Linked DNA regions of Homo sapiens: region 2 is linked to region 1. A link is a contact called in ENCODE Hi-C data. All regions are on one chromosome and are shown on one strand. Each heading gives the region's core, a stretch centred on a gene start or an enhancer-like site at or near the end of the contact. The rest is flanking DNA. Distances are from core to core; before and after follow the strand shown. Region 1 holds the start of ST7-AS1 (ST7 antisense RNA 1). Region 2 overlaps CTTNBP2 (cortactin binding protein 2).

Region 1 (4,729 bases), core at 291-2,790:
TCATATTTTCGCTATCTCTTAGAACTGCCCCTACACAAATTAACAAAGGCATCTCTGAGAAATGCTAGATTTAAATTGCTAGAAGACCTAACAATGCCCTTCCTTAAGAAGTACACATTTTCCCAGTAGATATTTTGCTTCTTGCCTGATCTGCACAGAGCACTGGATGTGACACTTACACATATATACATGGGTAATTATTTAACCTGATGAAAATGTGATATACAAATGTATATCATGAAATAAAATTTTAAGTGTGTAATAAGGAGAAACATTAATATTTTAAAAACTAGTGTGTTTGAAAATCCCAAGTGCAAAAGTGTTGAAAGGTGGGACCTGTGAGTGGTAATTAGGTCATGAAGGCTCTGCCTTCAAGAATGAATTAATTTTGTTATTGAGGGAGTAGGTTTGTTATAAAAGTGAAAGTGGGCCCCCTCTTGTTTTCTCATGTTCTCTTACCCTTCCACCTTCCACCAAGGGATGACAGCAAGAAGGACCTCCCCACATGCCAGTCCCTTGATCTCAAGACTTCCCTGACTCCTGAACTACAAGAAATAAAATGTGTTCTTTAAAAATTACCCAATCTGTGGTATTCTGTTACAGCAGCACAAAACAGACTAACACTGTTACCAACAAATACGTAATTCCATTAAAACATATATTCAAACAACTTCTTAAAGGTATAGAACTTTGAGACCAGAAGGTATCCTGGAGACATACTTGTCTAAAGCGAAGAAGACAATATTGCGACAAGCAGCCATCCAAAAAGATGAAAAGCGAGAAAGCCATGGTCTTTCCGATGACAGACTCAAAAGGGCTGAGCAGCACCTATTCAAATGGTGAGACAATTCTAGAGTGCTGAATCCTATCCGCCTCCCAGGGACACGATCCCGAGGGATACTACAAAACAAATGTAAATATGAACATGAGTTCAAGTTAGTAATCAAAATACTTAAGTTAGTATCTGAAAGGTACAAGTTTCCTAACAAAATGAGTACATTATCTCAAGCGTTTTAAAAAGCGTTTTAATGCAGCTAAACACCTGAGGAAAATGCATTTCCAGACTTGCACTCCCAGAGTATGGAGATTAACAAGGGAAGATATATATGTGTACATATGTATATATCTTCAGGACTGTAAGAATTTCCCAGTACTGTGAAATTAAAATTTAAAACAAAAACAAAAACACTCTACCTTGAAATTTCCAGATTTAAAGGACTGTAACCCTTAGCTCGAAATTTACTTTGTGTTTCGGAACTCTCTGGAGTGTTAAGGCTCGTGTGTTTTCTTTGCGGGTGTTTTTTTAACGACTCAGTGGGCTGGCTCCAAGTTTGTGAAGATCCTGTTAATTACCTCCTGCATTTACCACCGACCAAGGATGGGAGGCACGCGGCACTTGCTGAGCATATGTAGCTTTACAGGGAAGGGAGACGAGCAAAGATCACTGAAAACTGCAACCGAAACCCTCAGAAATTCCAGCTCTCCCCTCTTCCCTCCGGTCCCTTCGACAATCCATTTGGTGACCTGACACGTCATCCATACACTCCCAAGAGTGCCTTCGGGAACCCCTCTCCCCACTACCCAACCAGAGAGACAGCCCCACGCCCGGCAAGACGCAACTCCGGGCCACGGAGGGCGCCGCCCGGACAGCCCGGCCGGGTCAGGGGGCTTCGCCGCCGAGCACCCTCCGGCAGCCGCCCTCGGGCCTCCGCGGCCGGGCGGGAGGGCGCCTCCCCGACCACACTTCGGCCGCTTGGCACCCACAGCCGGGAGGGCGTGAGGAAGGACTCGGTCTAACTCCGGGGAACCCTCGGAGTTCCGGCGCAGACACCCGAGGGGGTGTCCTGGGAACTCCTTCGCCCGCGACACCCGTTCTTCTCCGTCTCCCGACCACCAGCGACGCAGCAGGGCGGCTGCCGGCCCGGCCCGGCCCGCCTTGCGGGCTGTGCGCGGCGCAGCTCTTCCTCCGCGGGGCCGTGAAGGCCACCGGCCGCCCCCGCGCGCCCAGCTGCCCGGCCCCGCCGCCTAAGCCGCCGCGTTGCTGGCGGGTAGCCGCGGGCCTCCGGTGCGCGGGCCCCGGCGCGTCCCCGAGCGCGCGCCTGGCCGCGGCCCCGCGCGAGTTGCACTAACTTTCCGGGGCGGGGGAGGGGTGGGCGCCGCGGGCCCGGCTCCCAGGCCTTACCTGTGCTCAAGTTGTCGTTGATTTTCAAAGGCACCCGCAGGATGTAGACCAGGAATAGCACGATGAAGAACCACACGGTCCACAGATACGTCCAAGACCAAACTATGCAGGACTTGAGCTGCTCCAGAAAGCCCGTGGCCGCTTCAGCCATGTTTCAGCGCTCCTCTCTGCTGCCGCGGCTCTTGGTGTCTGCCGGGATGATTCACCGGCCCGGAGGCGCAGCTCGCGCCGCCGCCGCCGCCGCGGCCCGGGCGCCCCCGGAGCCCGCCCGCCGCCGGGGACGCGGGCTCGGCGGGAAATCGCGCGGGCCGCGGGCGCGCCGGCTTTTCCTTCTCCAGCCTTATTGCTAACTCTCTAAAGGTCCCTACAAGTGGCTTTCGTGGAGCGATCACGTGGCCCCTGCCCCCTCGCGTTCTGGGTCCATTTATATTTATTATGCTAATATTTAGAAAGAGAAGGCCAAGTGGCGCGCCGAAGGAAACGCCTCAGGCAGTTACAACCCGCATAAGTTGAGCGTTTACCACACGCCAGGCGCTGCTCCACGATCCGTACAATCTCATTTAACCCCTGCAACAATTCCCCACTACGATCCTCTTTCTATAGGTAGGGAAACTGAGGCTCACAGCAGCTGCGTAGTTTACCTTAAGGTGGAACCAAAATTCAATTGCAGTGGTGTATTCTGGGGTCCGAGGTCTTAAACCCTACTCTGCTCCCTTATCAGGATTCAGGCTCAGGGAATGAATAAACCCGGGACAGCTAGGAGAAGGGAGGAGGTGCGCTCCTGTCGCCGGCTAGTAGGCCTGAAGATAAATCACTCTATTCAGCAAGATTTGGGTGGCAGATGCTATTTACCTTTGTTCTGTCTCTTTGAAGCAGCGCAGGGATTTTCCAGAGAAATCTTGACAGATGAATGTTTATCCTCCAGGTTTTTTGGTGATCAGAGGTCAAACTATTCTCAGCCTGTTTTTAATATAAACAATTCTCTGGGATAATTTTGACTGTGAAACGGCCACCTCTAACAGAAAGTCCATTTTAAACATTGTTTTGTTGTTTTTGTTTTGTTTTGACTGTGCTGAATAAAATGTTTCTTTTATTCTAAAATGTTTTCTCAGCTGAAATTTTCAAGTCTGTTTCTGTCCGTAAGTGATTTGACTTTCTATGTATTAGATGGTAATGAGGAAATTGCAGGTTTTCCAGTCTACATCTATTTTTAAAATTCTGAGCATAAAGAATATTTTATTATAAATTGTTTTGCTTACTTGTATAATAGTTTCCTTCATAATTAAATAAGCTCCTTTAACTTTTCACATATAGGGCCTATTACGGCATACATAATGGATGGAACTACTCTTAAATTTTTACTAATTCCAGCCTCTCTCGGCTACTGTTTCTTCCTCACATTTGATCTACTACAGTGAGATCCAGGCCAGAATAAGTGAAATTGGCACACATAGACTTTCTTTATAGTTATTTATGGCAGCACATGACCAAATGATTTTTGTGTCTAACACTGATACATGGAATCTCAGTAAAATAAAACAATATTGTCACCAGTAAAGGATCGTGACTGCAGGTTGTCCAGGTTCTTGGCGTTTTGAACAAAGAATTGGACAAAACACCCAGAGAAGCGACAAAAGAACGAAAGCAGGGATTTATTGAAAACGAAAGTACACTCTACATTGTGGGAGCGGGCGGAGCAGCGGCTCAAAGGCCGAATACAGAATCTTCTTGGGTCCAAATACCCCCAAGAAGTTTCCCTTTGGCAACTCATGCTCATCTCACGTAAATGAAGTGGTAGCCCGCAATCAGTCTGACTGGTTGCAGAAAGCAGCCAACCAGAGGCTGAAATGAAGATACAAAGGTAACACTCCTGTGCAAACATCTGATTGGTTGCAAAAAACAACCAATCAGAGGCTGGGATGTACTTAATGAAGTTATGCTTCTATGCAAACGAAGACTCGCCCACAGTCTGATTAGTTGTGGACAACAACCATTCAGAGGCTGGAGTGAAGTTACAAAGTTGCAAATGAAGATTGGACCCGCAGTCAGTCTGATTGGTTACAGACAGCCAATTTCCCATCTACTAGGCAGAAAAGGTCAAAGGTAGCCTCTGGTCCTTTTGTTACTTAGGCGTGGAAAGTTAGGGTTTTCCTTTCAATGTAGTTCAAGGAAGTCCTTAGTTTCCCTGCCTCCAGAACCTAGTCTCCTGCCTCAACATGAGTACATGAACCACCTATTTTATGTGATGATTAAATAACCCACCAGATTCTCTGCGAGTCACTGAATTAGGATATTGACTACTTAATTTAAATGAACATCCGGAGGCCTGGCTTTTTGCTGTCAATGAACTTCAATGAATGGACATGAATATGACTCCGCTAAGTCACAATCTTCTAATTTTCTACTAGGCGCTCCTGGGAAGTCAGCCCTATATCATTGCCTCTCCTGGTGTGCATCCTGGCATGTGGTGGGGACTGTACACATGCCTTTGTGCTTCAAAACACTTCAAAACAGAAGTGAGTAAGCATAATCTCTTGCAAACTGTGG
Region 2 (4,758 bases), core at 899-3,398, 840 kb before region 1:
CTATCCACATCTTTATAATCAGGTAGATGTACTTTAACCTTTAGGAACCATAAGGCCCATTATGGACCGCCAGTGGAACATTTCACTAGTTGGGGAAGTGAGGCATGTAGGCCAACCTGGCTTCTGTATCCCAGCTTGGGGTGAGTCCTTTGTCCTTCATGAGCCCCTCATGACAGATGCTTCCCTAGACAGAAGTGAGAAATTTGCAGTAACATGTTAGACTAGTGCCACTGTGAGGCTGCCCACTTAGCCAGAAAGCCCATCAGTAACGGAAGTTGATTGTTATCAGTGGAACTATGTTAATTTCAGCTCATTCATTCAATATACAATTTATTAAGCACCACTGTGTGCCAGCCACTGTTCTAGGTCTTAAGGACACAGTCCCTGCCCTCAGTAAAGTCATACTTGGGGTGAGGGGGGGTGCAGGCAGGTAGTGAACAAAGGTTGATAAACACAAGGGTGGGAGTTTATCAACTGTTATTTCCCACAGGGTGGTGAGGGAAGGCCTCATTGTAAAGGTGACAGCTGAGCAGAAGTCTGGAAGAAATGAACAAGCCAACCTCTTGTGCTATTGGGAGCTTTTGTGTATATTAGAAAGCCCCATCTGGAGAAAGAAAGGCTTTGAAAGCTCCCTGTCTAGGCTGATCAGTTAGAAAAATGATTTCACTCTGGAAAGCACCAATCCTAAGGGCCTATGGCTTGGTGAACAGACAGTGCCTTTCTGTGAAGGAAAAGGCACCCCTGTCTTCATGCCTGGGCAGGCAGCTGGGTGAGTAGGGAAATCCAAGGAAGGGAGAGAGGGCTGGAATTTTGCTCCTACTCACCCTCCCACAGGTCACTCTTGTGCCATGCGCACATGGCTTACTGCAGGAGCGCTACGGGAAGGTGTGTGGTGGGAATCCCATGCAGAGAGAACAGCAAGGACAAAGACCCCGAGGCAGGACCATGTTTAGGAAACTCCGGGCATCCAGCGAAGCTAAGGGAGTAAGCAGGATCAAAGTAGGAGACAAGGTCAGGCTCCAGGTTCACTGACACCAAATGTAGTTCTAATAAGATCGTTCTTTAGCTCTTTAGAGTTTTCAAAGAACTTTCTTTCATATATAATTTTATATGATTTCCACAACAACTCATCATAGGAAGCTCAAAGATGTTACATTACTGAGATAGGTAATACAATTAGCAAACATGGGGGCTTAGAATTTAACTGAAGTCCTCGGTTTTCAGTACTTTTCATGATACTTTACCTCAGAGATTAATAATTTTAAAGCATTAAACCTTTTTTAAAAATATCACCAATTCCATCACAGAGCTGTGTTTTTACAAAAATAGACCTTTCTGATCCCTGTGCTGTGATTTAAAGCATCTGGTTATTGTTCTCTTTTTCTGTAGTTAACTTCAATAGACTTTAAAAATTCTCTATTGTTGTAATTTAGATGTCTTTATAAAGCCATTTACGTCTATTTTCTCATTTTAATGTGTCTTTAAAATATTTCTTATCACAACACTTTTTGAAAATGTGGCGTTTTTGCTAACCCGAGTTATGTAATTGTTAGAAAATTAATAAAAATCTCACAAAAAGCATTTCCTTGGTGAAAAGAAAATTCTGTATATTAATCAGGGTTTTCCTGTGAATTTCTTTCAGCTGGAAATGGAGAAGCTTCAGCTACAAGCCCTTGAGCAAGAGCACAAGAAGCTGGCTGCCCGCCTTGAGGAAGAGCGTGGCAAGAACAAGCAGGTGGTCCTGATGCTGGTCAAAGAGTGCAAGCAGCTCTCAGGCAAAGTCATAGAGGAGGCCCAGAAGCTCGAAGACGTAATGGCCAAACTGGAAGAGGAAAAGAAAAAGACGAATGAATTAGAAGAGGAACTCTCCGCTGAGAAACGAAGAAGCACAGAAATGGAAGCTCAGATGGAAAAACAACTCTCTGAGTTTGACACTGAGCGGGAACAGCTTCGTGCCAAGCTGAACCGGGAAGAAGCACACACCACTGACCTCAAAGAGGAGATAGACAAGATGAGGAAAATGATTGAGCAACTGAAAAGGGGAAGTGACAGCAAACCAAGCCTCTCTCTTCCACGGAAGACAAAAGATAGGCGTTTGGTTTCCATATCTGTGGGAACAGAAGGAACTGTGACAAGGTCTGTTGCATGCCAGACAGACCTAGTGACAGAAAATGCTGACCACATGAAAAAGTTGCCTTTAACCATGCCTGTAAAACCTTCCACAGGGAGTCCCCTAGTTTCTGCAAATGCAAAAGGGAGCGTGTGCACCAGTGCCACCATGGCCAGACCAGGTATTGACAGGCAGGCTTCCTATGGTGACTTGATTGGCGCTTCTGTACCCGCTTTCCCACCTCCAAGTGCAAACAAAATTGAGGAAAATGGACCAAGCACTGGCTCAACACCAGATCCAACCAGTAGCACACCCCCACTTCCCAGTAACGCTGCCCCTCCCACCGCTCAAACACCAGGCATAGCTCCTCAGAACTCGCAAGCTCCACCTATGCACAGTTTACATTCACCATGTGCCAACACCTCTTTGCATCCAGGTCTAAACCCACGAATCCAAGCAGCTAGATTTAGATTTCAGGGCAATGCTAACGACCCAGACCAAAATGGAAATACTACCCAAAGTCCTCCGTCAAGAGATGTCTCGCCTACAAGTCGTGACAACCTAGTGGCCAAACAACTAGCTCGGAATACTGTGACCCAAGCACTGTCAAGATTTACAAGCCCTCAAGCAGGTGCTCCCTCAAGGCCTGGAGTGCCCCCAACAGGGGATGTTGGCACCCACCCTCCAGTTGGTCGGACCAGTTTAAAGACTCATGGTGTAGCACGAGTTGACAGAGGAAATCCTCCTCCTATCCCTCCAAAAAAGCCAGGGCTCTCCCAAACTCCTTCTCCACCACACCCCCAACTCAAGGTTATTATAGACAGCAGCAGGGCCTCGAACACAGGGGCCAAAGTTGATAACAAAACTGTGGCTTCGACTCCTTCCAGTTTGCCACAAGGGAACAGGGTGATCAATGAGGAGAACCTTCCTAAGTCATCCTCCCCTCAGCTGCCACCAAAACCATCCATAGATTTAACTGTGGCACCTGCAGGCTGTGCCGTTTCAGCCCTGGCCACGTCTCAGGTGGGTGCCTGGCCTGCTGCAACCCCCGGACTGAACCAACCTGCATGTTCAGACAGTTCCCTTGTCATTCCTACCACCATTGCCTTTTGCTCTTCCATAAACCCCGTTAGTGCCTCATCCTGTAGACCAGGTGCCTCAGACAGCCTCCTGGTAACAGCATCAGGTAAAGGGATTGAAATGTTATACGCTTTTTAAAGAATATGGCCTCTCTTCTCACTTGCCTTGATTTTCTTCACATTGCCTTGAAACTTTTTTTTTAAATTTGATGCTTCCCCCCACCCCCATTTCTTTTCTTTCTCTCTCTTTTTTTGTATTTTTTTTAAAGGCTCCAGGGTATGGTGATTCATCTTGCTATATGAATTGCGGTTTCGCTATGCTAAGTGCTTTCTTCATTTAAGATAACCTGAAAGTAGTGGCTTAAAGCACATGGAGACCATTAATTTAGAGAGACTAAAATATTTACATGGGAGAAAAGAGTATTCCTTCTTATTAAATATTTATCTCGCAAGACCTCAGTGGGTCATGATCAGACAGTACGTGTTCAATTCTGTTCCTTCTGAGATGACATTTTTAAAGACCTTTCAAGTAATTATTAACACTATGTTGGATTACCAAATTGACTAGATTTGTTCCGTAATTGGTATATTTTAAGTTCTAATATCAGTTTGGTGTTTTCGGTTTTTTTTTTTTTTACCTTCAGAAATGGAGTGTGAATATTTATAAATCTGTTCTAAGTTTAGTTTATTTCAAAAGCCATGTACCCTATTTAGTGCTGCCATCTTCCAACACTCGGGCACAGATGGTTAACATAGCATGTGGGCTATGTCACAGAAGGTTTCCACTGCAGGTGTGGCTTATGAAGTCACTGAATCTGGGACTCTTGAACAAAGAAGAGGTGGATTTTTCCCTTTTGTTATACAGTGCTAGAGAAAGCATTGCTTTTTACTGACATGACTGGATTAGTTATTTACTAAGCAAATGTGGCTCTAAAGTAATGTTACCAAAAATACATAATTGTAAATGGCAGAGACTGGATTCCAAACACATCTGACTAACTGCAAAGTCCATGCTGTTTTCAATTCCCAATTTTACCCCTCAAAATGTGGATGACAAAGTTCTGTTGACACTTTGAAGAAGTCTCTCCTACCATGGGATCTTAGTGGTTGGTGGAGATTGTTGGTTCAAATGGGAGAGAACTTTTATAATTACAGGAAGGTTTGAACAGTTGTTATATTTAATACTTTGAGGGGAGAGAGAGAAAAGCAAATAGCATCATATTTGCTAATTATCAGGTGATGACAGCAGTACACTAGGATTTATTTGTCCAATTATAAGCTATCAACTTGAAATTAAGGTCTTTGAGAGGCTTTATCCATATTTTGAGGGGCGAAATAGGGAATTGGAAGCAGCATGGACTTGGAAGTTAGATCTATGTTGAAATCTAGTCTCTGCCATTTACAATTGTGCATTTTTGGTGACTTCTTTTGCTACTCATATGGGGGAGGGTGGCTGTTAGGAGGATTGGATCCTATAACCTGTCAGCTTGGTATTGAGCTTAGAATAGCATGAGTAATCAATAAATAGAGGTGATATTACTGCTTCAATGATATTGTTGCTTACAGTAT

What was found. A loop is a pair of places that touch in the nucleus more often than their neighbours do. Pooled maps may share reads with other maps.
Region 2: a loop to region 1 is called in a map of K562, with 2.5 times the contacts of the local background. The contact joins the enhancer-like site here to the promoter of ST7-AS1 in region 1. A Hi-C loop is called at or near these places in 1 of 168 maps with a recorded cell type or tissue (K562), 3 of 37 single-sample maps with no recorded cell type and 3 of 50 pooled maps.

The regions. Positions count from the first base shown.
Region 1 is chr7:116,951,145-116,955,873 of GRCh38, reverse strand. It overlaps ST7-AS1 (ST7 antisense RNA 1), which reads left to right and starts at 1,540. Exons shown (of 1, transcript NR_002330.1): 1 at 1,540-3,428. It overlaps ST7 (suppression of tumorigenicity 7), which reads right to left and starts at 2,373. Exons shown (of 16, transcript NM_001369598.1): 1 at 2,183-2,373. The coding sequence starts at 2,333. ST7-OT4 (ST7 overlapping transcript 4) reads right to left here and starts at 2,026. Exons shown (of 5, transcript NR_002329.2): 1 at 1,765-2,026; 2 at 1,195-1,413; 3 at 721-900. RefSeq lists silencers at 1-20, 1,618-1,917, 1,978-2,177, 2,388-2,457 and enhancers at 1,379-2,302, 2,718-2,827.
Region 2 is chr7:117,789,666-117,794,423 of GRCh38, reverse strand. It overlaps CTTNBP2 (cortactin binding protein 2), which reads left to right. Exons shown (of 23, transcript NM_033427.3): 4 at 1,643-3,296. Among named protein-coding and RNA genes, the nearest start is that of CTTNBP2, 81 kb to the left of the region's middle. Within about 2 kb of position 2,148, at least 2 of the 41 ENCODE cell types and tissues checked have a DNase peak (open chromatin) inside an H3K27ac peak, as active enhancers do.